7 separate regions of the Homo sapiens genome follow, and regions 1, 3, 4, 5, 6 and 7 are each linked to region 2. A link is an interaction called in ENCODE POLR2A ChIA-PET data of the cell type or tissue named here. Cell type or tissue: HepG2. All regions are shown on one strand.

Evidence for each region. Peaks named below come from ENCODE experiments on the same cell type or tissue, not always from the same donor. Only the 100,000 strongest peaks of a DNase experiment are listed, where the experiment ranks them.
Region 1: POLR2A ChIA-PET joins it to region 2 with 9 read pairs; 3 of 35 experiments call an interaction of 5 or more read pairs at or near these places.
Region 3: POLR2A ChIA-PET joins it to region 2 with 11 read pairs; 1 of 35 experiments calls an interaction of 5 or more read pairs at or near these places.
Region 4: POLR2A ChIA-PET joins it to region 2 with 5 read pairs; 1 of 35 experiments calls an interaction of 5 or more read pairs at or near these places.
Region 5: POLR2A ChIA-PET joins it to region 2 with 6 read pairs; 3 of 35 experiments call an interaction of 5 or more read pairs at or near these places.
Region 6: POLR2A ChIA-PET joins it to region 2 with 5 read pairs; 1 of 35 experiments calls an interaction of 5 or more read pairs at or near these places.
Region 7: POLR2A ChIA-PET joins it to region 2 with 8 read pairs; 1 of 35 experiments calls an interaction of 5 or more read pairs at or near these places.

What each region holds. Positions count from the first base shown.
Region 1 is chr16:80,195,503-80,199,502 of GRCh38, forward strand. The region is part of intron 2 of DYNLRB2-AS1 (DYNLRB2 antisense RNA 1); the gene reads right to left. Among named protein-coding and RNA genes, the nearest start is that of DYNLRB2, 340 kb to the right of the region's middle. RefSeq lists an enhancer at 1,889-3,088. In HepG2, no CTCF peak of the experiment used is centred here; a DNase peak (open chromatin) is centred at 2,459.
Region 2 is chr16:80,264,198-80,268,197 of GRCh38, forward strand. All of the region lies in intron 2 of DYNLRB2-AS1 (DYNLRB2 antisense RNA 1), which reads right to left. Among named protein-coding and RNA genes, the nearest start is that of DYNLRB2, 270 kb to the right of the region's middle. RefSeq lists an enhancer at 1,495-1,789. In HepG2, no CTCF peak of the experiment used is centred here; a DNase peak (open chromatin) is centred at 1,674; H3K4me3 peaks cover 838 bases.
Region 3 is chr16:80,405,621-80,409,620 of GRCh38, forward strand. All of the region lies in intron 2 of DYNLRB2-AS1 (DYNLRB2 antisense RNA 1), which reads right to left. Among named protein-coding and RNA genes, the nearest start is that of DYNLRB2, 130 kb to the right of the region's middle. RefSeq lists an enhancer at 1,748-1,892 and a cis regulatory region at 1,813-1,826. In HepG2, no CTCF peak of the experiment used is centred here; a DNase peak (open chromatin) is centred at 2,001; H3K4me3 peaks cover 592 bases.
Region 4 is chr16:80,464,948-80,468,947 of GRCh38, forward strand. The region is part of intron 2 of DYNLRB2-AS1 (DYNLRB2 antisense RNA 1); the gene reads right to left. Among named protein-coding and RNA genes, the nearest start is that of DYNLRB2, 74 kb to the right of the region's middle. RefSeq lists enhancers at 918-1,500, 1,501-2,082. In HepG2, a CTCF peak has its summit at 1,621 (motif pointing left); a DNase peak (open chromatin) is centred at 1,644.
Region 5 is chr16:80,141,209-80,145,208 of GRCh38, forward strand. The region is part of intron 2 of LOC105371357 (a long non-coding RNA gene); the gene reads left to right. Among named protein-coding and RNA genes, the nearest start is that of LINC01228, 320 kb to the left of the region's middle. In HepG2, no CTCF peak of the experiment used is centred here; a DNase peak (open chromatin) is centred at 1,943.
Region 6 is chr16:79,896,079-79,900,078 of GRCh38, forward strand. No RefSeq gene overlaps it. Among named protein-coding and RNA genes, the nearest start is that of LINC01228, 71 kb to the left of the region's middle. RefSeq lists an enhancer at 1,654-1,798 and a cis regulatory region at 1,719-1,732. In HepG2, no CTCF peak of the experiment used is centred here; a DNase peak (open chromatin) is centred at 1,673.
Region 7 is chr16:80,024,870-80,028,869 of GRCh38, forward strand. No RefSeq gene overlaps it. Among named protein-coding and RNA genes, the nearest start is that of LINC01228, 200 kb to the left of the region's middle. RefSeq lists enhancers at 1,917-3,116, 2,626-2,685. In HepG2, no CTCF peak of the experiment used is centred here; a DNase peak (open chromatin) is centred at 2,412.

The sequences.
Region 1 (4,000 bases), 69 kb before region 2:
CTCACCAAAATCAGTATTAGTGTGAATTGTAGTTGACTTTGACACTTTCCTCAAATTTTGCTGACAATTTCTACCTAAACTGTGATTCTAAAAAAAAAAAAATCTTAATAGATGGATTGTGTTAATGAAGTGGGAACAAATTGGACTGGTTAAGGCTAGGGAGGAATTTTGCTTTAATCTGTCTGGGAAAGAGATGAATGCCATGTGGTCAAAAAGAGGGCCCTGGAATCAGTTTGATCTGAGTCTATAATTCATGCTTTTGCAAGTTCATTTTTTCAAGTAGACTTTTTACTGAAGTCTAACATATATAAAGTAATATCCCAAATTATAAGTGTGCAGCTAGATGAGTCTTCACAAACTGAACACAGCCATATAACTATTACGTTGGTGCAAAATTAATTGCAGTTTTTGTAATTGCCATTACTTTCAATGGCAAAAATGCAGTTACTTTTGCGCCAATTGCACCCAGATAAATGAACATTACAATAAACACAGGAGCTCTGTTCATGTAACCTTGGTCACTACCAAGCCTCAATGTAACAATTATCCTGACTTCTATCACCCTGCATTAATTTTGCTTGCTTTGTTGTACAATCATACAACATGAACTATTTTGTGGCTGCTTTCCTTTACTCAAATATTTGTGAGATTCATCCATGTTTGTATACAGCTATAATTCATTCATTCTCAGTAATGTATAGTATTCCATTGGGTTAACATACCACAATCATTTTATCTATTCAATTGTTGATAGATATTGAATTGTTTTCACATTAGGGCTATTACAAAGAGGTCTTCTATGAGCATTCCATGAACATGCCTTTAGGTGAACACGTTATGTGTTTCTGAAAAAGTACCTAAGAGTGAAACTGCTAAGTCACAGAGTAACTTATGTTCACCTTTTCCCGACCTCAATTTCAAATTTACCCTTCCTACTCTTCTTGGGTGACATTAAATAAGTCACTTACGATTCTCAAGCCTATTTCTCCATCAGTGAATGGACAGAGTTCGTGTTAAAAAGTTGTTTTAAATATAAAATCAAGTGGCCAGGCACAGGGGCTCACGCTTGTAATCGCAGTACTTTGGGAGGCCAAGGCATGCGGATCACAAGGTCAAGAGATTGAGACCATCCTGGCTAACATGGTGAAAGTCCGTCTCTCCTAAAAATACAAAAAATTAGCTAGTTGTGGTGGCACGTGCCTGTAGTCCCAGCTACTCGAGAGGCTGAGGCAGGAGAATAGCCTGAACCAAGGAGGCGGAAGTTGCAGTGAGCCAAGATTGTGCCACCGCACTCCAGCCTGGCAACAACAACAACAACAACAACAACAACAACAACAAATATATATATACACACACACACACACATATATATATACACACATATATATACACACACATATATATACACACACACATATATATATACACACACATATATATACACACACACATATATATACACACACACACACATATATATACACACACACACATATATATATACACACATATATATACACACACACATATATATACACACACACACATATATATATACACACATATATATACACACACACATATATATACACACACACACACATATATATATACACACATATATATACACACACACACATATATATATACACACATATATATACACACACACATATATATACACACACACACATATATATATACACACACACATATATATATACACACATATATATACACACACATATATATACACACACACATATATATACACACACACATATATATATACACACATATATATACACACACATATATATATACACACACACACATATATATACACACATATATATACACACACATATATATACACACACACACACATATATATACACACATATATATACACACACATATATATACACACACACACACATATATATACACACACACACATATATATACACACACACACATATATATATACACACACACATATATATACACACACATATATATATATACACACACACACACATATATATATATATTTTTTCAAGTAACTTAAAGCATCTGGCACAGTTCTGATGTATAAGTAATATTTGTCCCAAAGATGTTTAGTGCTCACTGAATAATCTACATGCTCCCCTATCTTTCCTGTCCTTTGTGAAGATCGACTGGGACATATGCCATGAGTTTTGGTCGATGGGATGTGAATGGAAACGAGCTGTGCTGCTTCTGGGCCATGAAGCCACCCATTCAGTTCTCTCTTCTCTGCTTCAGAGCCCTGGCAAGCAAGTGTTGAAGCAGTGGCATCACAAGAGGATGGGATTCTCCAGGGTCCCCGAGGAACTGTATGGAGCAGAAACTTTGCCAACTGGCATCGACATGTTATATAAACAAGACAGAAATTTTTGCAGTGTTGAGTCACTGGAATTTCTAGGTTACATTATTACTGCAGCATACCATAGACTATCTGGAAAAATACAATAATCAAAGGATGAGATATGGCTCCACCCCAATGAAACCACTAGAATTTCCCTTCAAAGAGTGGTATGACTCAGGTTCAACACAGACATCACATATTACTTCATTTCTGAATGACAACGAAATCTTTTCTTACACTAAAGAGGAAAATTTGAAAGTGATCTTTTGCTGGAACGTGTTAATTGAAGAATCTCTCTTCTCTGTTAAGAAACCAGATTGTAATTCCAAAACTGTGTCTGATGTGCCCCAAACATAGCATTGCCGTCTAAAGAGAAGGCCCTTGGTGATTATTAGTTTAAAAAAATAAAATTCTCTCCCACCAGGTTCAAAGCCAGCCTCATTCTTTTGTTCCTGTAAAGACTTTCTTTCTTTATGTTCCCTGGTGTCTATATGGCCTATGAGCTTTCTCCTAATGATTAAACTCCTAAAAATACTACGAAGCATGCTTAATAAGGCTTTTGTGTTTTTCTGGTTGCTATAGAGACTATTTAGCATAGGACTTTAAGTACGTGTAAATATGTATTTTGGGTAGTGTTCAAAGACACGTATAATTTACTCAGCCATAACAGCTACTTCAGAGTGTTGCAGTTCAGTATGATAAGGCATATGTAAAGCATTTTATAGTGTGTTATTTATAATTATTTGCTTAACAGCCTACAACAGCTTCTTCCATTGTGTAAAGGAAACAGGCATTTACCCTGTTTTAACAATGAATATCATTTACTCCATTGTAGCAATTGATAGACTTGGGCACCATGCAGGCTGGTAAATATGCAATTGGTATAATGTTGACGCAGGACAGAAACCATGTTGACAGAGAGTTACTAGGAAAACAAAGGGTCCTGCTGCTGAAGACTTGAGCTCATTAGAGAAGTTGTTAACTGAGCTACTCTGGCAGGAGAGGAAACCCCTGGAAAGAGGCCACTATCTGCTTTGAAGTCCCCCCCAGGGACGTACCCATGAGTGAAACAACAGAGATAATGGCAACAACAACTAATAGTTATTAAGTACACTTGACTATGGACCGCAGGCATGGTGCTAAGTGCTTCACATTCATGATCTCATTTAATCCTCTCAACACCATAACCCTATGAAATGAGTACTGCCATTATCTTCACTTGTTGCATAAGGAAATTGAGTCAGTGAGGTTACACAACTTGCTCAAGATCATCACAGGAAGATGGTGGATCCAGGAGTCAAATCCCGTACATATTCCTCCAAAGCTTGTGCTTTAAATTAAGTGTTGCTCCACATCACTGATGTTCCATCAGGGATTTCTTGAGCTACATCAAGCTTTCTCAGCAATATATCCACTAGACCTGCAGCACACACATTTTCCAAGCACAATGAGTTTTGGGCAATGTTCACTTCTACTATCTAAAGAAAAAGACGAGATCTCCACTGTTCAGATACCTTACACATGTCATCTTTTAAGCCTCACGCATCTTCAGCTCATAGACTTCATCACCCATTTTGTTCAGACGAGGAACTAACTCTCAGGACAGTCCTG
Region 2 (4,000 bases):
GCCCAGGCTGCTCTCAATCTCCTGGACTCAAGCGATCCTGCCACCTCTACCTCCATAAGTGTTGAGATTGTAGGCATGAGCCCCCATGCCCGGCCTTTCCTCCTCTTCTAACTCTGCCTCTCCCTCTCTCTCTCTGTCTTCTGTCCTTCACATATGGCAAGGCTAAGTCCCATACTGAAGGCTGGCTGGTGGTATCTTGCCCTGTCTATTTGTCAACTAGTCTTAAAAGTGCTACTCCGCTGCAGGCTGGGGCAAGCAGATTTTTTTCTTGCTCTCTGTTGACGTTCTTCTAGGATTGGTGAGTGTGTTATATTGTTCTAGAACATGTTTTAGCCTAACCACATTAGTAAAATGGATTTCTGCATGTTCCATCTCACCACATTTCCTTGCATTGAGGTTTAGGTGCAAATACTAATTACGTTAGTTTGTGGTTTCTTTCTCACAATTATTTTCACCTATATCTCTTTTACAAAATTCACAGGGAGGATGACTAGGCAAATGGAGATTAATCTGATCAAATTTAGTTTCCTACTAAAAGGACATTTAATAACAACCAGAACACCAACACAGAGTTATACCTCTGCTCTGGTTCAACTCAGCACAATTTGAACAGCTCTTGTGTGCTAGACACTAGGTTAGGGAGTTTTCACAGACTATCCTATAGTCATCACAGCCACTACGGGATTCGTAAACTTCACCCCAGCTCTTCTTGAGGATGGTGAAAATGAGATGCAGAAAGGTTGGCAGCTACTTGCAGAGTTGGGACTTGAATCCTGACTTCCCAACTTCATCCCCAAGGTTCTTTCCACAATACCATCCTTGGAAAGGGAAAATCATTGCTAGGACAGACAGTGCATCTAGACCAGTGTAGCATGTTTTAAAAGGAATTTCTCTTCCACCAATTCAAGAACTGAACAAAAGCAAAAAGTGTAAACAAACACACACAATCCTGCCCAGAGTGAAACCCACTAAATAGAAATACTACAGTGGTGCATTCTGCTGGAGGGAGATCATTTACCCTCTTTCCTTCATCAGCCCAATTAAAATCTCATCACACACAAAACAAAATCAAAGACATAGAGAGAGAGACTGTGGATTATGCCTCTAAGATGAAAAGCTAGCTTATTCTTTCTCTCCACTAACCTCTCTGCTCATGCTTAAATGTAAGTCCAACTGGCCATATTTCCAAGTTGACCACATTTCCCAGAGAATGTATAACTTATATTCTTCAGTTCTGGCAAAGTGTTCTCCCTGGTCCCTGAAGTTAGCGACTTCCATAGAAAAACAAATTTTGTTTTGAATGCCTAGCTGAGGAAGGGGTTGCTGCATATTTCTTTCCTATAGGCAATGGAGATCCAACTAAAGTTCAGGACAGAGATAGATAAAGGGAAAACAAAAGAAAAATATTCTTCCGTTGGCTTACCATAGTCTTGTTTCTGTACATAGCATGTCCCTTGAGTAGCAATGATACATTCTTTGGATCAAATTCACAGGTCATTTCTGCAAAGTTTTGCATGACACTGAGAGAAGGAGCAACCAAAGGACTGCAAACAGTTGCATAAGTAAAAGTGAGACATAAAACTTCATAGCAACCTCAAATGATGTCACTCTCAAGGACCTCAAGGCCATAAAATTCAGAGAGCTTCCCAAACAAGCCATTACTGATTTTCACGGAACTGAAAAGTACCTTGGACCTTGCTCCTTTCCATTCATAAAAACATTGTTATCAGTGAATGAGCTCACCACCCATTGCAACTGTAAGCTCTTTGGCACGTTAAGTTAAATCATTGTTGAACTCAACTCTTCCCTTTGAACCCTGGGGAATATTAACATGTCCTCCCAAGGGCCAGGGAGGAACATATGTGTCTTTGACCCTCTCAAAATGAGGAGGATGGAAACTCCCATGTATTAGCCAAGTACATTTGCTAGGTTGATGATGTGCAAAGAGGATTGGTCAGAATCCTATCCCAAAAATCAGGACCAGCTCCATTATTTGTGGGACCCAGGGCAAAACAAAATAAAAAACATGAGACTTCTTGGTCAAAGATTATTAAGGAGTTTTAAGACAGTGATAACAGAACATTAAACTCAGTGTGGGACCCTCCTAAGCATGGGGCCCTGTGCAACTGGTCAAGCCACATACCCATGTAGCTGGCCCTGCTCACAATCACCAAGAAGCCGTTGTCATAGATTTCTAATAATGAACTGAACAGAGAACATGTCAAGAAAAGATAAGAGGTTTATTTTATGATCAGCTGGCTTTTCAGAATCCTTCATGGTATGGAAGAGCCGTCAGGATGAACTGTGTCTCTCTCACCTAAGGAGCAAACTAAAACAGGTCTCCATAGATACAACATCTTGGTCCTGGAGGTCTTTCCTTTCTTAGGTTAAAAGAAAGGGGTGATGTGTACAAGGCAACTGATGCAACAGAAGGAAGAGGGAATAAATGGCTGTGGCTTAGAAAAAATTCAGCTAACCTCCTCCATCCAGCAGGGAGAGCAGGCAGTGAGTGAGGCAGACAGAACTTGATCACAGCACTGTATCACAGAAATGCAAGAGAGAGCAGTTGTACGAAGAAAATTATTTTCTTAAAAGAGGACAAGACATGGAATTAAAAATGCCTAGGACATCCACACCTAAGCTCTACCAGGTGCATGGATAAAACACAGTTTAACCAGCCCAGAGCTGTAGCAGAGATTCAACTCTTAAGGAGAAAAGTAAGACTATTGATGAAATTCTAAGATGGAGATTCCTAAATCTACTTTTACCCTATGAATTTGGAAAAGACAATCATTTTTCAGTTTAGTAGCAGATATATGTCAAGACTGAAGAATCAAGTGCTTTAGCTTCTTTATATTTTTACCACGGTGTATATTTACTATGTATATGTTACATTAAGTGTATATTTTACGTTAAATACATAAACTTTATGTAATAAAAAAGGTCATTATAAAGAGGATACAGTAATAATCTCTGAACCTTTAGCACCTAAAAAACAGAACCAGAATATATAGATATGGACACAACCAAGATCAGAAAAAAATAAAAAAGCAAAAATCCCAGAGTACACATGATGCATAAAGGAGAACTATCAAAATATTAGAAAAAAAAGATGCAGACTCAAACAAGGGGTACAATAGTTGAGTCAAAGTTCTTCTTTCTTCTTCAGGGGCCAGGTAGTAAAGGCAATTTCACTGTCCCCTTAATTTTGACTCTAAACTCAGATGTGCTGACATATTATTGTCTCTTCTCCCAAGAGGGACATCAAACTAAGGTATCTTCCATTCAGTTTCAGGCAGACTCTGAATATGATGGCCTCTGCATTTGTTTGAGAATAACATCTTGCTCTTCGATATTTAAAGGGGCTGGGGGTGAAGGTTGTATTGCAGGAACTTTTTTTTTCCCCAAAAAAAATGTATACTTTGACATTTAACAAAATTAACAAACATTAATTGCATGTAAAACCCACTTTGCTGAATTGCAGTGAGCCATTTAACCCTATGGACTAACCCACCCAAGAGCTTACAGGAGGAGAAGCAGAGCTGGCAATTCTCAGACATTAAGACACTCAGCTGCCTACACTCAAGCTCCTTCGAGGTCAGAGAAAGCTATGTTGCAGAAAAAGAACGTGAGTCCAAATTAGCAATTTGGCAGCATTCTTCAAAAAGAAAAATGTAACCTCAGGACTTTCCCAGTGCTCTCAATTCAGTCTGCCAGGACGTGTCAATGGATTGTAGTCTTATTTGTACCCAGGGCAAGGGACGTCACTCCCCACAGCTTCCCCTTTCCTTGCATATATATAAAAATTAAGGAAATTTTTTTTCCATCTTCAATTTTGTGTGTGGGGGGCTGGGGGGTGGGGCACGTCTCTCTCTGGCTAATTGCTGATTTTCTCTTAGCCCAAGGCTATGACACTTTCTGTCACATCGCTTTCCTCACAAGCGGTTCCTCATCACAAAAATCATCTCTTCATACTGTCTTCTCCAAGATGCGAGGGAAC
Region 3 (4,000 bases), 140 kb after region 2:
TTGCTGCAATTATAGAAACCTTATTCTTGTGCTTCCCTCGTTCTGGATTTGACACAGCTGCCAGCACCTCTCTCTCCATCTCTCTAATTTCAACAGGGAGTTCAGAGTTTAAGTCCCATAAATTACCAATTACCACAAGAGAGGTAGAAATAAGATGCTGAGGGAATTCAAAGAAGGCACAAGTTGTCTACATCTGGGATATGGGGGGATATGAGACAGACAAGCAGGAAAGCAGGACTTGATGCAGAGAAGAGTGGCATCTACTTAATTACAGAAGAAGGCTGTAGACGTTATCCGAGGATGGCTGGAAACTTTGAAGTATTAATAAAAAAGTAACAGAGTTGAAGCACACAGTACCTGGCAAACAATAAGCACTCATTCAATGAGTCTCTGACCTGGATCTCAATCTTAGCTTAGCATCTTCTCAGTCATGGGGCTCTCCTTCACTCACATCCACACCTGAACTTTCAGACTATAGTCTCGTGGCTAACAAGGTCATATTTTCTCAGTAGTGACTGCGATTTATCTTCTATTGTCGTCCATTTTTCTTTTGAATCCAGTAGCTCTTATTTGGAGAAGAAGGAATTAAGAGACCAGTATGCATTGGGAGGAAAGTCTAAAGTTGCTGGTATTGCATCCAGAAAAGGAGTGAGAAGAGTGGACTAAAAACAGTCCACAAAAAACAGAAGAGAATCTACACCATTTGTGGCCTGTTCAGTTTCCTCCCAAAGAAAATCTCCCTGGCAGTATCTGGGAGACACTCAGTAAATTATGTTAAATGAGTGAGTAAGGAAATGAATTAATATCCAATCATTATAATAATAGCTAATATTTATAAAGGACTTGTCTTGTTACAGTCACGGTACACAATGATTTACATTCATCTCTTCCTCTTCTGTTTTCCTCTTTTTATTCATTGTTGGTTAGGTAATTTTCCTAATATCACAGAACTAGTGAGAGATGAAATCAGGACACAAACTCATAATTGCAGTTATTTCAGTGTCACACTAATGCTGTTGCTATATTACATTTTAGATCAAATAGTCATTTGATATAGGCATGTTTTCATTTCTAAACTCAGAGCAACAGCAACTCTCATCCACAATGAGTATTGAAACATATTCATATTTGACACATACTGGGACGTAAAGTCACTATAAAAAAATCCCCAAGCTAACAAGCTGGCATTTGACCCCAGCTCTGCTAAGATCAAGTGAGGTCTTAATGTAAGACTGAAGAACAGCTGAGTATATCTTTTTATTCCCTTATCCAACAAATGTTTATTGACAACCTCTTATGTGCCATTCATACGTTAGATATTGGGGATAGAATGGTGAATCAGACAGGCATAGCCCCCTTCATGAATCTTAAAGTGGAGGAAACAAAACAAATAGGCAATGAAACACTACACACATCTATAAATAATTATTTCAGCAATTGATAGCTGTTATAGGAGTAAAACACAGGTAGAATGAGAGAGAATGGGCAGGTAGAGAGGGCTACTTTTGATAGGGTGGTTGGGAAAGGCATCTCTGAAGAGGTAATGTTTAAGCCAAGACCTGAAAGTTAAGAAGGTTGTCATGGTTAAAAATATCCAGAGGAAAAGGGTTTTTTTTTATATCCCTATAAGAAAAACAACAAAATAGTAAGCGTTTCCATGATAATCCTTAATTTTCCAAGCATTTCTGGATGCATTCTTTCACTTTTTCTGATTGGGAAAAGCCTATGGAAATCATTCCATTTTTGGGTCCTTTCCATAGATGGACTCAAGTTATTTGTTCACTTTCCCTATCGCTATTTTGTTAGTATGTTGGTTAATAATTGTAGGTCATCAATAAGGCTAGCTTAAAGGTCAACCAACTCTGAGAGACAGAAAATCCTCCAATTAGTTAAGAATCAGTGAAGAGTGATGCTTGGAGCCAGGGTGAAGAGTATCAAAGAAATCAAAGGGAAAGTTTCCCTGACCATTGTCCAAAAAGCAACCAATTGCTCTTTAGGGAAAGCCACAGTTGGCCTGCCTAATGAGCCTTGAAACTTTGAGCAAACAAATTCAGAGTCCACATTAGAGGCAAACAGAGGGCAAAGAGAGGGGATCATTAAACACACTGATTGGATGTGACCCTCTCCCCACTTGTGGAGTTTAGCCACCCTGGTGAGCCTTCATGGGTGAGACAGAGTAAGCATGGACTGGGCCACACCATCTCCTAAAGGAGACCTGCCCAAACCCCCCTTCCTGTTATTTTTCCATTAAGTTTCTGGCTGCCTCATCTTTTATTCCACATTGCACAGCCAGAACAGTTTCACTAAGAAGACTCAGAGATCACCAGGGTATGCAGTGTGGACGATCACTATAAACAGAGCAGTCATTGCTAATCCATCGCAACACGCTTTTCTCTGAGCCTGCAAGCAGCCTCAGTGTTCCTCTCAACACAAATCTACAGGCAGCTACTATCACTCAATAAGAATCAGAACACAATAAGAAATCTATGTGTCATTTCTGCATTCTAAACCATTTTAATATCACCATCACTAATATTGAATCACCACATGGCTCTCTATACGGATAGATACACTTGAGATTAGCTACTATAGTAGTAATTGCCACTAAATGAGCACCTACTATGCACTTAGAGAGCTTTTAAGTTCTCTACAGATTCTACTAACCCATTTTCATTGCAACTCCATGAAGTAAGACATAATGTTAGCCCCATTTTACAAATAAGGGAACAACAGGCTCAAAGAGGTCATGTAACTTGCAAAGATGTGGATCTCTGTGACTGAGCCAGAACATAAATCGAGACATATGCTGATTCCAAACTTGGGGCACTTTAGAGCACACCATATCATGATTAATTTTTTTGAGATAACAATATGGGGCACTTAAAGAATAAAAATTTCACCACTTTCTACTAAACCCAGAGCATATCCCTATCAATAACTAGCCTTCTATTACACGTGTTCTCATTTCTAAACTCAGAGCAACAGCAACAAGATCCACAATGAGTATTGAAACATATTCTTATTTGACATATCCTGGGAAGTAAAATCACTATTAAAAAATCCCCAAGCTAACAAGCTGGCATTTGACCCCAAGTCTGCTAAGATCAAGCGAGATCTTAATATAAGACTGAAGAACAGCTGAGTATATCTTTTTATTCCCTTACTCAAACAACAAATGGTTCCTGGCTGCTCACTATGTACTAAGTCCCGTACTGAGCAGCGGTGCTACAGTGATGAACAATATCCCACATATTCCACATAGTTGGAGCTTCCAAACTAATAGAGGATACAGACATTAAATAAACAAGTAGATGGAAGATCACCTATTTATTTTCATCAGCTCTAAGAGCCCTGAAAAATTAAAACAATGGTCAGTTCAATTTTGAATGTGGGTAGAGTGAGGTCAGAAAAATCTTTACATGGCCTGAAAGGATAGGTCTCAAAGAGAAGCAACAAAATCTAAACACTCAACCACATATCATCACAATGCCAAGAATCTAATAAAAATTACTAATCATATGGAGAAGCAGCATATTGTGACTCATGATCAGGAGAAAAATCAGAATATAGAACCACACTCAGGAGAGACAGAGCTGATGCTATCAGCAAAGACTTTAAGAGAGCTTTTATAAATAATCTGTAAAATTAAAATAAAAACCTGTAAGAGACAATAATATATATACACATACATAATATATATACCCACATATATGTATATATATACACATACACATATATGTGTGTGTGTGTGTGTGTGTGTGTGTGTGTGTATATATTAAAACTAAATGGTAAATTACCCAAAATGAAAAAGTCATGGGATGGGCTTAACATAATAAATGAAAGAAAATATCAATGAGCCAGAAGAAATAGAAATGGAAACCATCCAAATGATGCACAGAGAAAAAAAAACTAAAAAAAAATCAGAGTTTCACTGACCCTTTAAAGAATATGGAGTTTCTACCACACAAATAATTGGTATCCCAGAAAGAGAAAGGTAAAA
Region 4 (4,000 bases), 200 kb after region 2:
AAGGAGAAAGAAAAACACACATATGAATACTTGCACACACACACTCATACATACACATGCCCAGATAGCATTTTCATTAAAGGGTCAACTTGTATGCTCACCAGCAGTATCTAAAATGAGATTGAGTGGCTGGCTGCCCCAGCCTCATGGTTCCAGTCCAGATGCCCTCAAGAAGCTCAGTATTATTGCTTTACTCTAAATCGTGTCTATATCTTGATGGATCTTGAGATCCATTCCAAGGGTGCCACTTAGACCTCTTGTCTCTCCTTCCTCCATCCCTTCCTTGAGTTGCCCTCTTCTAGGGACCATTTGACAAAGCTAAGTCACATAATAAAATTTTCTACTAAGTATGCCAGACATCGTTCCTAGTGCCTCACCTATATTATCTCATTTATGTATCACAAAAATCTAACATGTACATAGTTATTATTACCATTTTATAGACAGAGCAACTTGGGGTCAGAGTAATTAAGTCGCTTAACCAGAACACAGAGGAAAGAAATGAGAAGGCCAGGCCTCAAAGCCATACCAGCTGATGCCAAATGGGGGTATTTGGTTTTTTGTTTTTGTTTTGAGATGCAGTCTCTATCACACAGGCTGGAATGCAGTGGCACAATCACAGCTCAATGGAGCCTCGACTTCCTGGGCTGAAGCGATCCTCCTACCTCAGCCTCCCAAGTAACTGGGACTACAGCCACAGACCACAACACCTGGCTAATTTTCCTATTTTTTCTAGAGATGGGGTTTCACCATGTTGCCCAGGCTGATCTTGAACTCCTGGGCTCAAATGATCCTCCTACCTCAACCTCCCAAAGCGCTGGCATTACTGGCGTGAGCCACCATCCCCGGCCTCATGCCTAACGTTATGCTAACTATTGTGCTATCCTCTGCAGTTAATTACAGAAAACACCTGCACAAAAATGCGTGGCAGTCAATGCAGTAGAGAAGAGATAAAGACCTAACTTGGGGTTTCTGAACAAATAGTCCCTGTCCATAGACCATGAGCAAAGGTGGACGCAAACAGCCCTGACAAGTGAGCGGTTCTAAAGGCGTGCAACCTGCAGCTGTCAGTATCAGGTAAGTTGTGGAGAATTACCTCGAAGGTGGCTAGGGTTGAATCCTGGTATCCTGTCTCTGTAAGGAACCAGAGGATGTTGCCTACAGCCTGTTTCTGCTCTCAGGCCATTCTCTTTGCACTTCAAATATCGTGGGGAAGGTGTTTTGCATTCATGTTACGGAGGGTAATTGTTGTGAGTTCATCTATCAAAAAGCCACTGATGGGTACATTTACATAAGAAAGAGAGAAATGAAAGTCAACGAAAGCCCAAGTCTCAGTTGTTTGACTTCTGTGCGCCACAGGGCACAGTTCTCCAAAAACAGACCGAACTGTGGGCAAAGGACAGCTTAGCTGTTTAGAAGTAAGGAAAGCCTTTCCTTTGGTCAACCCTGATTATGCTCTATAGGGGCATTAGGTTACCACTGAGAAACTGTACTGTCCTACCCTCATCCCAAAGATGGGGACTCCGTGATCTGACAGAGCCCTCTGCCTGTCGGGGAGACCTGGCCGTGAGAGCAGGGCACCCGGGCCCTGAAACCGCAGGGATGGGGGTGCACGCCGGGCCATGACAAAGGAAACAGCGCCATCTTGTGGCTCCAGGAGAGATGAGCTACACTTCCCGCCCATTGTCTCACGAGGGCACGTAGTTAACTTACCAAGAAGAAATTTGAAATTTGGAAAACAGAAGTCAACCGTGCCTTTATGGACAGCATGGTAGGCAAAACCTGGCCCAGTCCCATTTTGTCTGATCTGTGGCTAAGGGAGAGAAATGGCAGTGTGTTAAGGGTCGTCACCACCAAATGTAGGCGCTCCTGGGGACAGCAAAGCATTCCCTCACTTGGCATCAGGAGGGACCGGTCCTTGACCCAAGCACAGATCCTTTCGGGTGCAAAAAGAGGACCAAGATAGAGGTCATGGATTACGTTCTGGATGTTGGTGACAATGGCTGCAAATAAAAAGCACTTAAGATTTGCGAGGCACTCTGCATGCATTAATGAATAATTAATAATTAATGAACTAATACTTAAGGAATAATTAAACAGTTGCTTAAAATTAACCCTCATAGCAACCCCAGAGGAGGTAAGGTGCTAGTACTATCTCCATTTTTCAGATGAACAAACTAAGTCCCTCGGAAACAATGCAGAGTACCCTGGGCTAGGTCACCCAGGTAGCTAGGATGACAGCCAAAATTAAAACACAAGCCTGTCTAACTCGAGTCTCATGCCCTGAAGTTACTTCTACAGTTTCTTACATGATGCTCCAGAAACCAGCTACACTGGATACACACAGCATGTATACTGAAATACAAAAATATCTCACCCTACCCTAAACATACCGAGTCAGAATCCCTGGGTGGGTGTGAGAATTGGCACTTTAGCAAGTTCCGCAGGTGATGAGATACCCAGCCCACAGGTGCCCTGGCTAAACTGTGTCTCCCAAAGTTTGTGTGTTGAAGCCCTAATCCCCAGTATGATGGTATTTGGAGATGGGGCCTTTGGAACTGCTTCTTTTGGATGAGGTTATGGTGGTGGTGCCCACATGATGGGATTAGCACCCTTATAAGAAGAAATGACCTACTGGGTGAGGTGGCTCACTCCTGTAACCCCAGCACTTTGGGAGGCCAAGGCGGGCGGATCATGAGGTCAGGAGATTGAGACCATCCTGCCTAACACAGTGAAATCCTGTCTCTACTGAAAATACAAAAAAAAAATAAATAAATAGGCGTGGTGGCGGGCATCTGTAGTCCCAGCTACTCGGGAGGCTGAGGCAGGAGAATGGCGTGAACCCGGGAGGCGGAGCTTGCAGTGAGCCAAGATCGCGCCACTGCACTCCAGCCTAGGCGACAGAGCGAGACTCCATCAAAAAAAAAAAAAAAAAAAAAAGAAAGAAGAAATGACCAGAACTCTTTCTCTTTCTACCGTGCAAAGACATATCAAGAAAGCAACTGTCTGCCAGCCAAGAAGAGGGACTTCTCTGAAAACCAGCCATGCTGGACCTTGATCTTGGACTTCCAGAACTGTGAGAAATAAATTTTTGTTGTTTAAGCCACCCAGTCTATGGTATTTTGTCATGGCAGCCCGAGCGGATTAACGCACCAGGATACATATCCGTGGGCCAGGTCATGCGAGCTCATCAGTAAATATGCCTGTTATATTAATGAACAACCAAGAGATTTCAACACTCTGGCCCTTGGAAGAACTGTGCCAAGGACACATGTGTACTATTTCCAGGATTTAGCCTCTTTTCCAACCTACCTCAAGGTGACATTGCCTTGGAATCTGTCTTCCAAATGTAAGAAGAACGGCCTCCTTCCTACATCACTAAAGATTCACGGGGGAGGGATTCCAAAAGCAGACGTGATAACCTGGTGTAAATGTGCAGAAATGGGAAGAGTAATAGGAGCTTTGCTTTGTGTAGTGCCTTACAGTTTTCTGGCACATGTGATTTCTTTAGATAGCTGGACTTTTCCCTGTGAGGTAGAGAGGCCATATAATTATGACCTTGGTTTACCAGATTATAAAGCAAAGACAAATGGAATCGCAGAGCCCTGCCCGTGGTCACCCACTAACGACATGGAGAACTCAGCCTAGTTGGAAGTGCAAGTAAGATAACAGAAAAACATGGGCTGATCAGGAAATAAAATTAGAGGAGTCGCCATAGCTTGGAAGAGGGGTTTGTCTATCAGGATGCTTGCAGCAAGAAAATTCAACCCAGATGCTCAAATGACAAACAAGAGGCCTTAATAACAAGATGACATACAAGGCATGGGCAGGGATCCGGGAACAAACACAGAATGGGGTGCCCCTTGGGATCAGCAACAGGGGAAAACTGTTCCCTCTCCCAAGACTAAAATAGCAAGAAGAGGAAGAGATGGTGTTATGAACCAAGAAGATGGGCAGGAAGTAAAATAAATAAGCCAAAACAAGGACACCAAAAGACAGG
Region 5 (4,000 bases), 120 kb before region 2:
CATTTGTCTAATTTTTTTTCAAGGTTTTTAACTTCTTTGCCATTGGTTCAAACTTCCTCCTTTAGCTCGGAGTGGTTTGATCTTCTGAAGACTTCTTCTCTCAGCTCGTCAGTCATTCTCCGTCCAGCTTTGTTCCGTTGCTGGTGAGGAGCTGCATGCCTTTGGAGGAGGAAAGGCGCTCTGATTTTTAGAGTTTCCAGTTTTTCTGCTCTGTTTTTTCCCCATCTTTGTGGTTTTATCTACCTTTGGTCTTTGATGATGGTGACGTACAGATGGGGTTTTGGTGTGGATGTCCTTTCTGTTTGTTAGTTTTCCTTCTAACAGTCAGGACCCTCAGCTGCAGGTGTGTTGGAGTTTGCTGGAGGTCCACTCCAGACCCTGTTTGCCTGGGTATCAGCAGCGGAGGCTGCAGAACAGCGGATATTGGTGAACAGCAAATGTTGCTACCTGATCGTTCCTCTGGAAGTTTTGTCTCAGAGGAATAGCCAGCCATGTGAGGTGTCAGTCTGCCTCTACTGGGGGGTGGCTCCCAGTTAGGATGCTTGGGGGTCAGGGACCCACTTGAGGAGGCAGTCTGTCCATTCTCAGATCTCCAGCTGCGTGCTGGGAGAACCATTACTCTCTTCAAAGCTGTCAGACAGGGACATTTAAGTCTGCAGAGGTTTCTGCTGCCTTTCATTTGGCTATACCCTGCCCCCAGAGGTGGAGTCTACAGAGGCATGCAGGCCTCCTTGAGCTGCTGTGGGCTCCACCCAGTTCGAGCTTCCCGGCCACTTTGTTTACCTACTCAAGCCTCGGTAATGGCGGGCGCCGCTCCCCCAGCCTTGCTGCCACCTTGCAGTTTGATCTCAGACTGCTGTGCTAGCAAAGCGAGGCTCCATGGGCATAGGACCCTCCAAGCCAGGTGCGGGATATAATCTCCTGGTGTGCTGTTTGCTAAGACCATTGGAAAAGCACAGTATTAGGGTGGGAGTGACCTGATTTTCCAGGTGCCATCTGTCACCCCTTTCTTTGACTAGGAAAGGGAATTCCCTGACCCCTTGCACTTCCTAGGTGAGGCAATGCCTCGCCCTGCTTCGGCTCACACTCACTGTGCTGCATCCACTGTCCTGCACCCACTGTCTGACACTCCCCAGTGAAACGAACCCAGTACCTCAGTTGGAAATGCAGAAATCACCCATCTTCTGCGTCACTCACACTGGGAGCTGTAGACTAAAGCTGTTCATATTTGGCCATCTTGGCTCCACCCCTCCCTTTGTTCAATTCTTCAAGTCTTTGGTATGCTCTTTGTGATTAGAAACAGACATGCTTAGTGGAACAGTCAGCCCAGAAGTTCATATATAACATAAGGGGTTTTCTGTATTTTCTTAAGTTCCTCCCTTCCTGGTACTTCCTGCCATTCCGAGGCTCGTTTTTTTGGTTCCCCACCACACAGCTGGGGCTTTAATTTCGTTGCTCTGCTGCAGGATTCCTACAACTGTACCTACATCCACAAACAACTGGCAGGAAGACAGGGGAGGGAAAAAGCAACGAGGACTTGCCATATCCTCAGAACCAATGAGAAAGGAAGGTTCATCTCCACCAGAGTTTTAGTAGCTTGTGCATTCCCATCGCCATCACTGATGCTGCACTCTCACCAGCATGTAATGATCAGCTGGGCGCTGGGGCTCAAGAGAGCAAAAATTTTCCAAAGTGAGGGATTTCCCCCACTGTTTTTGAGCATTGGAAGTCCCCTTTCCTTTGCTTAAGGCAGAGCTAGATGGTTGTGAGTTCTTTCTGCATTCATGGATGCCCACTTTTGTGTTTTGAGCTGCCTTGAGTCCAGGCTGTAGGACAGAGGAAGAAAGAAGATAGTAAACTCACCACAGGATCAATGGTACTTTGAATTTTGGTCTGTTTCCCAATCTACTATGCTACTGTTTACCTTCAGAGCCTTCAAACAGCTTCTGTAAGCATTATATTGAGCTTCAATAGCTTCATTCAATAGAAGAGACAGGATGGAATGTGCCTACATCACTTTACCTGGAGTTGAAACCTGCTGCACCTATGTTTTCAGGTTTATCCTTGGGAATGTATATTTATTTCCATGGACAGAACCTAGGCACTGAAGTCAGAATTGAAATGGAGTTTTTTCTTTGACACTTATTAACTGTGTAAACATTAATACATGCTGTTTGGCTTCTATAAACTTCACACTCCTTGTTAATCTGGGAGACTACTACATATCATTTAGTGTGTTGTCTCATTCAAACAGGTAAAGTGTAAAGTGCCCGACACAGAGCAGGTGCTTAATTACTGTCCAATTATTGGTTTTGCATCCCCCTTTTTCTCCCTGATATCACTGTCCTACAACAAGGATGGTGGTGACATTGTTTAAGCTGAATTTGCAACATCTTATGACTGGGAAGTGGTGGAAAAGGAAGAAAAAAGGATCGTGGCTAGATGAACTTTAGGCAGCTTTAAACATGAGGACCTAAGATTCTATACAAACAAGGTACAAAGAATGCATAAAGCCACTTAAAACCATCAAGGGAGCAAGGCTGAGCTGCTACTATCCTGTTTGATATATCATTAGGAAGATTCCTATTAATAGGCCACAGCAGCTATTGACATTTCATTATACATGCTTAAGATACGACAGCAAGAAATTACAATATACATATTGAAAAGCCCAGCCTTAGATTTCCAACACTGGAAATAAAATGGAATATAGTAGAAACTGATCATTTAGCCAACTTTATAAAGGCAACCGTTCCTTTTGGGAAGCAAAAGTATGGTTTTATAAAAAATTTATAAAAATTATTATATGTTTATGTATAGTAATATATAAAGGAAAATGCTTTACAAATATTAAGTTTGAGTGTCCAGAACGTGAAAGCAGATACTTAAGCATTAAAATCGAGCCTCCACATGGGCAAGACCTCCTTTGTTAATGGCCATTCAGGAAGCTGTACTACGGACTCTGCTGTTTTCAACCTGGAGAGCAACTTTCAGCATTTTGCAAGGGGCCCTCACTTTCAGAACCTCAGCAGGGATTTGCTTTCTGGTATCTGTAACAGTGAGGGCTGGACATCCCTTGAGTGACAATTCTGTTTTTCTTTATGCCCTTCTTTGTGTAAGCTGCCAAACCACTAAGATGCAAATCTGTGGCCCACCTCCATCTAGGGAACTAAAAGGCATGATGTGTTTGTGTACTTTGCATACTGACCTCAGCACTGGTTTTGTCTGTGGTAAACATGTATGTTACTCACACTGTGTAAGAAGGAAAGGCCTCAGCAGAAACCAGTCTCTTGATCTCTAGGTCTCTGTAGTCTTTCCTCCTCACAGTTGCCCTGAAGATTATGCTGCAAAGTCAGTCTGAGGCTGTCATGCTTCTGCTTAGGAACGTTTCAATAACCCCCTATATTTCAAGACTAAAGGAAACAGTAGGGTGTAGCAGCTTCAGGTTGTGGGTTGTGGGAGTTGCCTGAGCCATGCTTCAAATTCCAGACCAACCATGGCATGCCTTGAGCAAGTGACACAGCTGCTCTGTGCCTCAGTTTCCCTGTGCCTCTTCCACCTACCCTTTTAGCTCAGATCTCCTTGTGATATTTCATATGTCCAACACTCCAGTCAAATTTGATTGTCCCTTTTTCTTTGCACATACTTAACAGAATCTTCTCCAAATTTGCTCAAGCCATTTCTCCTGCCAAAATAGCCTCATTCCACTCAACAAAATTCAAACCATTCTTCAAGTGTCAACTCTGAAATTATCTTTCTCCTCATCATTCTTGTAGTATTTTGTCCTTGCTATGTCTCTACAAATGCATTTATTTTATTTAATCTACATCGTAATCATTATGTAATACCTTTACTATTACATTATAAGGCATTGGGTGAATCTTGGAGAGAACATATAAAAATGAAAACAAAAAATTAGGATCTTGCTCCTGATAGAGCTTTAACCAAGAAGGGAAAACACAAAAGTGTTTAAGGTTAGGAGACCATGAGAGAATCTAAA
Region 6 (4,000 bases), 370 kb before region 2:
ATTATGAAGCCTCCTCGCCCGCAACCAGATTCCAGATTGGGGTCCCCTGGGTTCTAACTGTGCCATTAACTCTGATTAGGCATGTGTGGCCCTTTATTCTTGTTGCTGCTAACATCCTAATCTGAGTTTCTTCAACTTTGAAGTGGGGATGAGGTCGCTTTATTGTTTCAGGAACGGATACATGGTTGCTGCTTATTAAATGCTAATTAGTACATGATAAGTGCAATTAGAGGGTCGGAGCTGACTGCTAAAACCCGCCCAGCAGTGAAGCTGGCCATTGCGAGGAAAACCAGTTTACCCAGCTACAGAGAGAATAATCGGGAAGTAAAACAAGCCTTGAAGAGCTTATTTGTTTCTGAGGCCAAGTTCCACTTGTTTAGAGTTTACACCTTTCTACATTTTATATTTGCTTTATTTCTTATTTTTTCCTCCTCCCCAAAGACATTGACTAGAACGCCTTGGGATGTAGCTTGCAAGATACACCCTGAGCCCACTTAAAGAGCAGGACACAGCTTGGGACGCGAATGGGCTGCCTGCTTAGCTGGTGGCTGGTTTTGCTGTAGCAATAAAAACCTTAAGGCCTGGTGGCATGCCTCCCTTCAACCACCCCAGGATCTCAGTTCTGAGGTCTCTGAAGTCTCTAAAGTTTTCTTGCCTTTCCGTAACAGGCGCGAGAAGGCTTCTGCGGCTGGGTGTGGTGGCTCACACCTGTAATTCCAGCGAGGGTGGGAGGATCACTTGAGGCCAGGAGTTCAGGACCAGCCTGGGCAACATAAAGAGACCCTGTCTCTACAAAAAATTAAAAAATTAAAAAATTGTCCCAGTATGGTAACAAGCCCCTGTAGTCCCAGCTACTGGGAAAGCTCAGGTGGGAGGATCACTTGAGCCTAGGAGTTCAAGGCTGCAGTGAGCTAGGATTGTACCACTGTACTCCAGCCTGGGCAACAGAGCCTGCCTCTGAACAAAGGGTTTCTGCCACTCCATGCTTAACGACTGCATCCCAGGCAGGCAAAGGAGAAGGAACAGATGGGCTGAACCTGTCCCACTTCTTTGAGGAAAGTGAGTGTGTCCCTAACAGCACACACCCTCTCCCAACAGGGTTTCCCTTAAACTTCACCGACAATCCTGTGCCATTGTGACCCTAGCTGCAAAGGGTTCTGGGAGAGTGAGCATTTCCCAGGGCAGTGAGCACATTGCTGTTCTGGACAAAATCAGTCTGAGCAGAGAAAGGAGAGGATGAGTTTGAAGTAAGCAGCTGCCTATATCCATCCAACAGTTGAGCTCAGAGGCAGGCAGCATGAGGGTGGAAAGCTCTGCAGCCCACACGTTGCTCAGCTTGTTCACTCTAACTTTCCAGCTTCTTTATTTGCATAATTATAGAAATAACCCACCCATACCCCTTCTGGGGGCATCTGTGAGGGTTAAGTGATGTCACTTATAAAAGCCCTCCATACAGTGTCCAGCACACAGTGTGTGTTCTGCAAAGAGTAGCTATTGGAGTTAGTGCTGGGAGTGACAACCTTCCCCTTGATTCCACCAGCCCTGCTGGGCCCCTCAGTGCTTTGCTCTGCCATTTCCCAGAGCCCTGCTGGAAGACCAGGAAGAGTGCCTGAAGCCGCGGTTGTTATTTGAACGCAGGCCTTCCTGCAAGCTGGACTTTGTTCATCCCTGTGGACAGCATATCTGGAAAGCACAGACACTGTAACCACATCGTGGTTTGACCTTTAAGCTCTGGGAGCATAAATCCTTCTAGCGTCTTGTTTTTCACGGTCAGAGTCCATGCCACTGGCTCCCCACTCGTATGAGTGGGCTGAGGACCAATCTGCTCTCCCAGCACTAGGAAGGATAGACACTAATAACTCCCAATTGATATGTAACTTGCCCTAATATTGACCCTGGCCCTGATGACTCCCAATTGATATGTAACTTGCTCTAATATTGACCCTGGCCCTGTGGTTAGTGATTCTCATTGCAGGGTAAATGATTGGACCGTTTTGGCTTTTACCCCATTTGACATTTTCACAGCCTCTACCACCATCTTCAACAACAAAATAAGACAGCTTAATTAATTGTGTGACACAAGGATGAGCCATGCTGTTGCTCTTTAGTGGATACAGTGGCAAACTTCACAGTATTTCTTCTGAATCAACTAGAAGGTGTGACTGCCCTTTATCAAATATGACAAAAGTGGAAAGTCCCACTTTTTCCCATCAGAGATGTATCTACATTAAACCATCCGAGTGAATGATAATAATAATATTATTATTAATATAAATGGAACGCTCAAGACATGCCTGGTGTGCTAAGTATGTTAGATTAGCAACAACCATTTATTCTTAAACAGTTACAGAATTCCAAATATCTGCTACGCTCTGTATTAGCCACTGTGTAAGAGGTTAAAACAACATGGTTCCTGTACTGTGTGGGGAGGCAGCAGATGAATAGGTCTAGTGTCATTAGGGCTGTGAAGGGAGAATACTAATTACTGTTAATAGTAATAACATTATTGTTGTGAGGTCTTAGCTGAGGGACTCCTCCATGTCAGGTGCTTAGGATACATTACATTTTTAACCATCATCACCACTATGACCTCTTCATGCATTAATAGATACTCTTTATAATCCCATTTTTAAAATGTGGCACCTAAAGTAGAGAAGTTGAGTAGCCTAAGGTCATACAGCTGGTGAGAATCTGGTGGAATTGCAATCCCCTTCTGGCTGTCTACAGAGTTCATACTCTTCACACCACAGCTGGGCTGCTAAGGGCCAAATCCTAGCTCTGCCTTTTACCGGCTTTGCAACCTTGGGCAAGTTCCTTCAGCTCTCTAGACTCAGTTTCCTAATCTATAAAATGGGTTTATAATATTACTACAGAGTAGTGATAAAGAATACATGGGTTAGTGTACGCAAAATGCTGGAGACAATTAACATATGTGAATCCTGTGACCTGATACGCACCCAGCAAACCCAGCACCCTCCAGCTCCACCATGACAACACAGAGGATGCTCCTCTAGCCCAGCAGGAGAAGTCAGCTGCATTGAGGCTTGAAGGGTGAATAAGAATTATCTGGGTAGGAAAAGGAGAACAGCCTCACTGGCAGAGTTTTTATAAAGGCACCAAAGTCTGAAAGGCATGAAGAGTTTAGAGGGACCCGTTAACAGTTTAGAACAACTGGATGACAATTGCGTAGAAGGAAATGGATACTGCGGATACCACGGAGCTCAGCAAGCAAGTTTCACCTTCTAAAGGCAGTGGGTGAAGGTTAAAGAATATAAAGCAGGAAAATGACTCATCCCCCACCCCTCAAAGAACAAATGATTCTAAATCCAACTCTGGGACATTTTTGGTTCTTAAGAAATGAGAGCCTCACTCTGTTGCCCAGGCTGGAGTGCAGTGGTGCAATCCTAGCTCACTGCAGCCTGGAATTCCTGGGCTTACCTGATCCTCTCTGCTCAGACTCCCAAATAGCTGCGAGTACACGTGTGAACAACCACACCCTGCTAAGTAAAAAAAAAAAAAAAATTTGTAGACACAAGATCTTAGTATTTTGTCCAGGCTGGTCTTAAACTCTCAGGCTCAAGTGATACTCCCTCCTCGGCCCCCCAAACTGCTGGGATTATAGGTGTGAGCCCCCATCCCAGCCTACTTTGGGAACTTAAGTCCTGTTGTGGCCCATACTGAAGAGATGGAAAATTCCTTCTTGTTGACAAAGGAAACACCTTTCCCTCCTCTTTCTCTTCTCCCTTGTCCTTGGGCTACCCTTAGGAGGCATACTCAGTCCACTGCCTGCTACTTTCCAGCTCTTCCTGCTTCCTTCTACAGGGTTTCCAAGTCCTGAGCAAAGGCCAAGTTGGGGCTGCAGGGAAGGTAGTAAGCTTTCTAGTTACCTTCTAATCTGTGGATGAGTACTGTAGACTTCATGGGCATAGTTCATGCTTAGTGTATCCTGGTCTTGGAATGATCCTTGGTTTTTAAACACCCTGAGCTCTGAGGTCTGTTT
Region 7 (4,000 bases), 240 kb before region 2:
AATCATGCTCTGACGGGTTTTCTGGATGCTTTTAAAAAACAAAAAATATGTGGGGAGGGGGCAGCATGGAACAGGAGTATCAGTAAGGAGCTGCATCCAGGAAATAATTTCTTAGGTTGGGATGGTTACAACAAAAACTTTCAGGACAGGCTTCTTTTAAGAACCAGATAGTAAATATTCTGCGCAAAATCAAGGCCAAAAGGCAGCCTCAAGGCTATTAGGTACATATTTATATAATCATTTCAAACCATCTGGTTAATAATAAATAAATAAATGCCATTCTTAGATCAAGGGCCATTAAGAAAGGGCCAAAAGAAAAAGCAAGCCGGCAACTGGCTGCATTTGGCCCACTGGCTTTAGTTCGCAACCCCTGGTTGGAGATCAACAGGAGAAGAGATGGGGCCTTGGACAATGAATATGGCAATTGCATGCCTGGTAGATCAGGGCTTGGAAAAAACATCATGCCTCACGATAGCTGGACTGTGTTTTTGGAAGTCCTTGTAGCTTAGCAGGACCAGGGGATTAACCGGATTGATGTATCAGAATGTGAGTATTTGGTTCTGGCCACTTTCTTCTGTTGGAGCCACCATTTGACATAAAGCAGATTTAAGATTTCATGGGAAGTGAGAGGCTCTCCCTTTATATTTTTGGGCATGGAGCCACAGCCCTGTTGGCATTCAGGGAGGTTTGGAGTTCCAAAATGGTGTTTGGGTTGAGAATGCAAATGGATTTGTTCTTCGGTTATGACACGTACATTCCATGGCCCGGAAAAACCCAGAAAATTGACATTTATTGAAAGGGTGGGGAGAGGATGGAAGGGAGTGTGTACCAATTCTATTGCCATCTGATTTATCTACTGTGAGGTCGAAAGGCCTGTAACTACCACAAGTAAAAGCTGTTGCCTGGCTAGATCAGCAATAAGGAAATTAATCAGAGTTCTCTACACAGAAATATCTAATCCATAGGGATTAATATAGCACATAATCCACACCCATCTAATTTTTCTTCTAAAGTACACTGGACTAAAGTTATGAATTAGCTAACCTTTGTATGCTGGTCACCCTTTGCACATAAGAAGAATTTGGTATATGAATATAAAACACTGGCCACAGAGTCTCCTTCAACTTTAATCTGACAGTTTCCTATATATTATATTATACTATATTGCTAGTATTCATTGTTTCAAATCATATGTTATATATTATATATCACTTTTATACTATATATTCATATATATTCTAAATAAGTGTATATGATATTTATTATTTATAATACTTTTGTATATACATTTATGTCATAAAGACATGTTAAGTACAGAAAGTTTTGAAAATTTAATCAAGATGGAAAATGTTCACTGAACTTCCATAACTACTGGTAATATTTTTATGTTTCATTCTAGTCTTTTACAGTTGGATTTTTTTCCAGAGTAGAGAGACCTTTTGTTGTTGTTAATGTAGCTTTGACCCTAAGGCTTTAAAAATTTTGTTTTCTGCTTTACCATTTAACCCAGCATTTTAGCACTAGGATCTTCTATAGTACTGAGGACTTCAAAAGATTTTCCAATAGCTGAATGCCCAGTACATTTACCACTTATAGACGAAACCAAATTGTATAGTTGGATTTGAAAAGTGCTTTCTGTATTCCCTTATTATAAGTAATAATTTAGAAAACGTTTCTCTCTTCATAACTATCTTTTTTATTTCAGATTGCGTCTTTAGCTTAAACCTAGAAGGTCCAATGTCACAAGACTTTTAAGCCCAACTTCACGACAGAAAGCTTCCATTGATTTTTGCCACACTCATCATCAGTGGGTATACATCTCTCTCTACCTTCACAATCCTGGAATATGCATATGTTGAAGGAGGAATACTGTTAATTTCATCAGTGTAAAATTTTTATCCTTGTTTGTTAAATAAATGTATTTCTTCTACTGAATTGCTTTTTAAATTGACTTCACTTTTTTTACATAGCTCTTAAAAAGGAGAGTTATTGCTTTTTCATATCTCCAAAGTTTGGGTGCTAATTAATCTGCACCTCTAAAAGTTAAAGTAAGTTACCCACAGGTTTTTTCTAGTCCTGAAAAGCAATTTATCTGCCTGTTTCAAATTATAACCACATCAATGATGATGATGATGATATTGTCCTTGGGCATATATGTGAAAGAAGCAACTCGTGAGAAGTGGGGCCAACTTGTTTTGGAGATTCCAGGACTTGTCTTTGGGCAAGTCTCCTTCCTGACAACCCCCTCCCCAGTCTGTGGGGACAGATTCAGGCTTGTGTGGCACTTGAATACTCTCGATCTGCCCTTATGTAATAAGTGTTACTCATGTCCCAGTATGAGTCACCCAATCCCTCGCCCGGGGCATCTCCGCCAGGCTGTAGAGTTTCCCACCTGCCCTGATCCCTGTCTGAATAGAGATAGCATGACTCAGCGCCGGGGAAAGGGTGGTTCTCTCTGTCTAGCTGATGTCCTCAGCTCCAGGAAGCTCTGGGCTTGCGGCATGACAGCAGAGAGAAGGGCCACGCTGCTCACGTCAGCAGTGCCCCACTGAGGGGGCCCGATGCAGGAAGAGGCAGCCCAGAGGCCAGCCGGTCCCCACCACCCAGCTACCGGGTTTGGAGAGGAAACACAGAGCAGTGTCTATTTAGATCTTCAGCGAGGTTTCCTTTCTTTCTCCACGGTCTCACGGGCAGTCAGAAGGATATGAATAATAATAACAACTGCTACTATTTTTTGAACACTGAATGCTTGCATTTGGCAAGCATCGTGCAAGGTATTTTACACATGTTAACACATTTAATCATCACAACAAGACAATGAAGGAGCTCCTATCATTTTGCCCATATGAAAGATGCGAAAACTAAGGCCCTGAGGGAATAAGTCCAGTCCACATAGCTGGGTAAGACACAGATCTGGAATTGAAACTCGGTCTCCAGAGCTTTCTCTCTTAACCACTAGACCAGTCTTTTCAAACTGTAAAGTGTACATGAATCACCCCGGGATCCTGTTAAAATGCAGATTCTGATTCAGCAGGTCTGGGATGAGACCTGGGAGTCTGCATTTCTAGCAATCTCCCAGGTGAGGAAGATGCTACTGATCCACGCCCCACCTGTTGAGGAACATGGCTCTATATTATACTGCTTTCACACTATGCTTTGGACTAGTCTTTAGTGGGAAAATACTGTATTCACTTAACTCTTTCTTTATCCATTCATTGTCTATTTATACTTTCAGACAACAACCACGGAATCCCCACCATGAGTCAAGCATGGAGAACATAGAGATGGACATGGCTCCCTCATAAACATGGAAAAAATCAGTTCAACAAGGAGACAAGACCCTCTATCACACACATATATAATTATAATTATACAGCAAGATAAGGCTGAAAACAGAGGGTTGTTCTGTGCATGGTGCATAAAGAAGAGGTGATCTTGCCAGTGAGTCAGAGAAAGTGCTCCAAAGCGTGGAGGGAGGAAGCCCAGGCATGATGTACCTCAAAGGTCTGGTCTCCTAAGAATAGTGAGATGTTCTCCTATTTGTAGCCCAGGATTCATGGTGGGTAGAAGGGGAGAAGAGGCTCTCAGGATAGACAAGAGACAGTCTCCTCGCTAGAGACCCCTCCCTTCCCATGCCCCCATCCCGTGGCTATTTTTCTCCTTTTGTTTGTCTTATTCCTTCCACAAAGACTATTCTTACCCAAACACCAAACACCGCCCATAAGCTGGATCACTTCAAGATCCAGTCCAAATGTCCTTCCTCCACATTTTCTCAGACCCCTCCCTTCCCATGCCCCCATCCCATGGCTATTTTTCTCCTTTTGCTTGTGTTATTCCTTCCACAAAGACTATTCTTACCCAAACCCCAAACACTGCCCATAAGCTGGATCACTTCATGATCCAGTCCAAATGTCCTTTCTCCACATTTTCTCCAAAGCGCACGACCTTCATATACATGAGAAGGAACTCTTGCCAGTGGCGGCTTATTCTGTGCCAGACA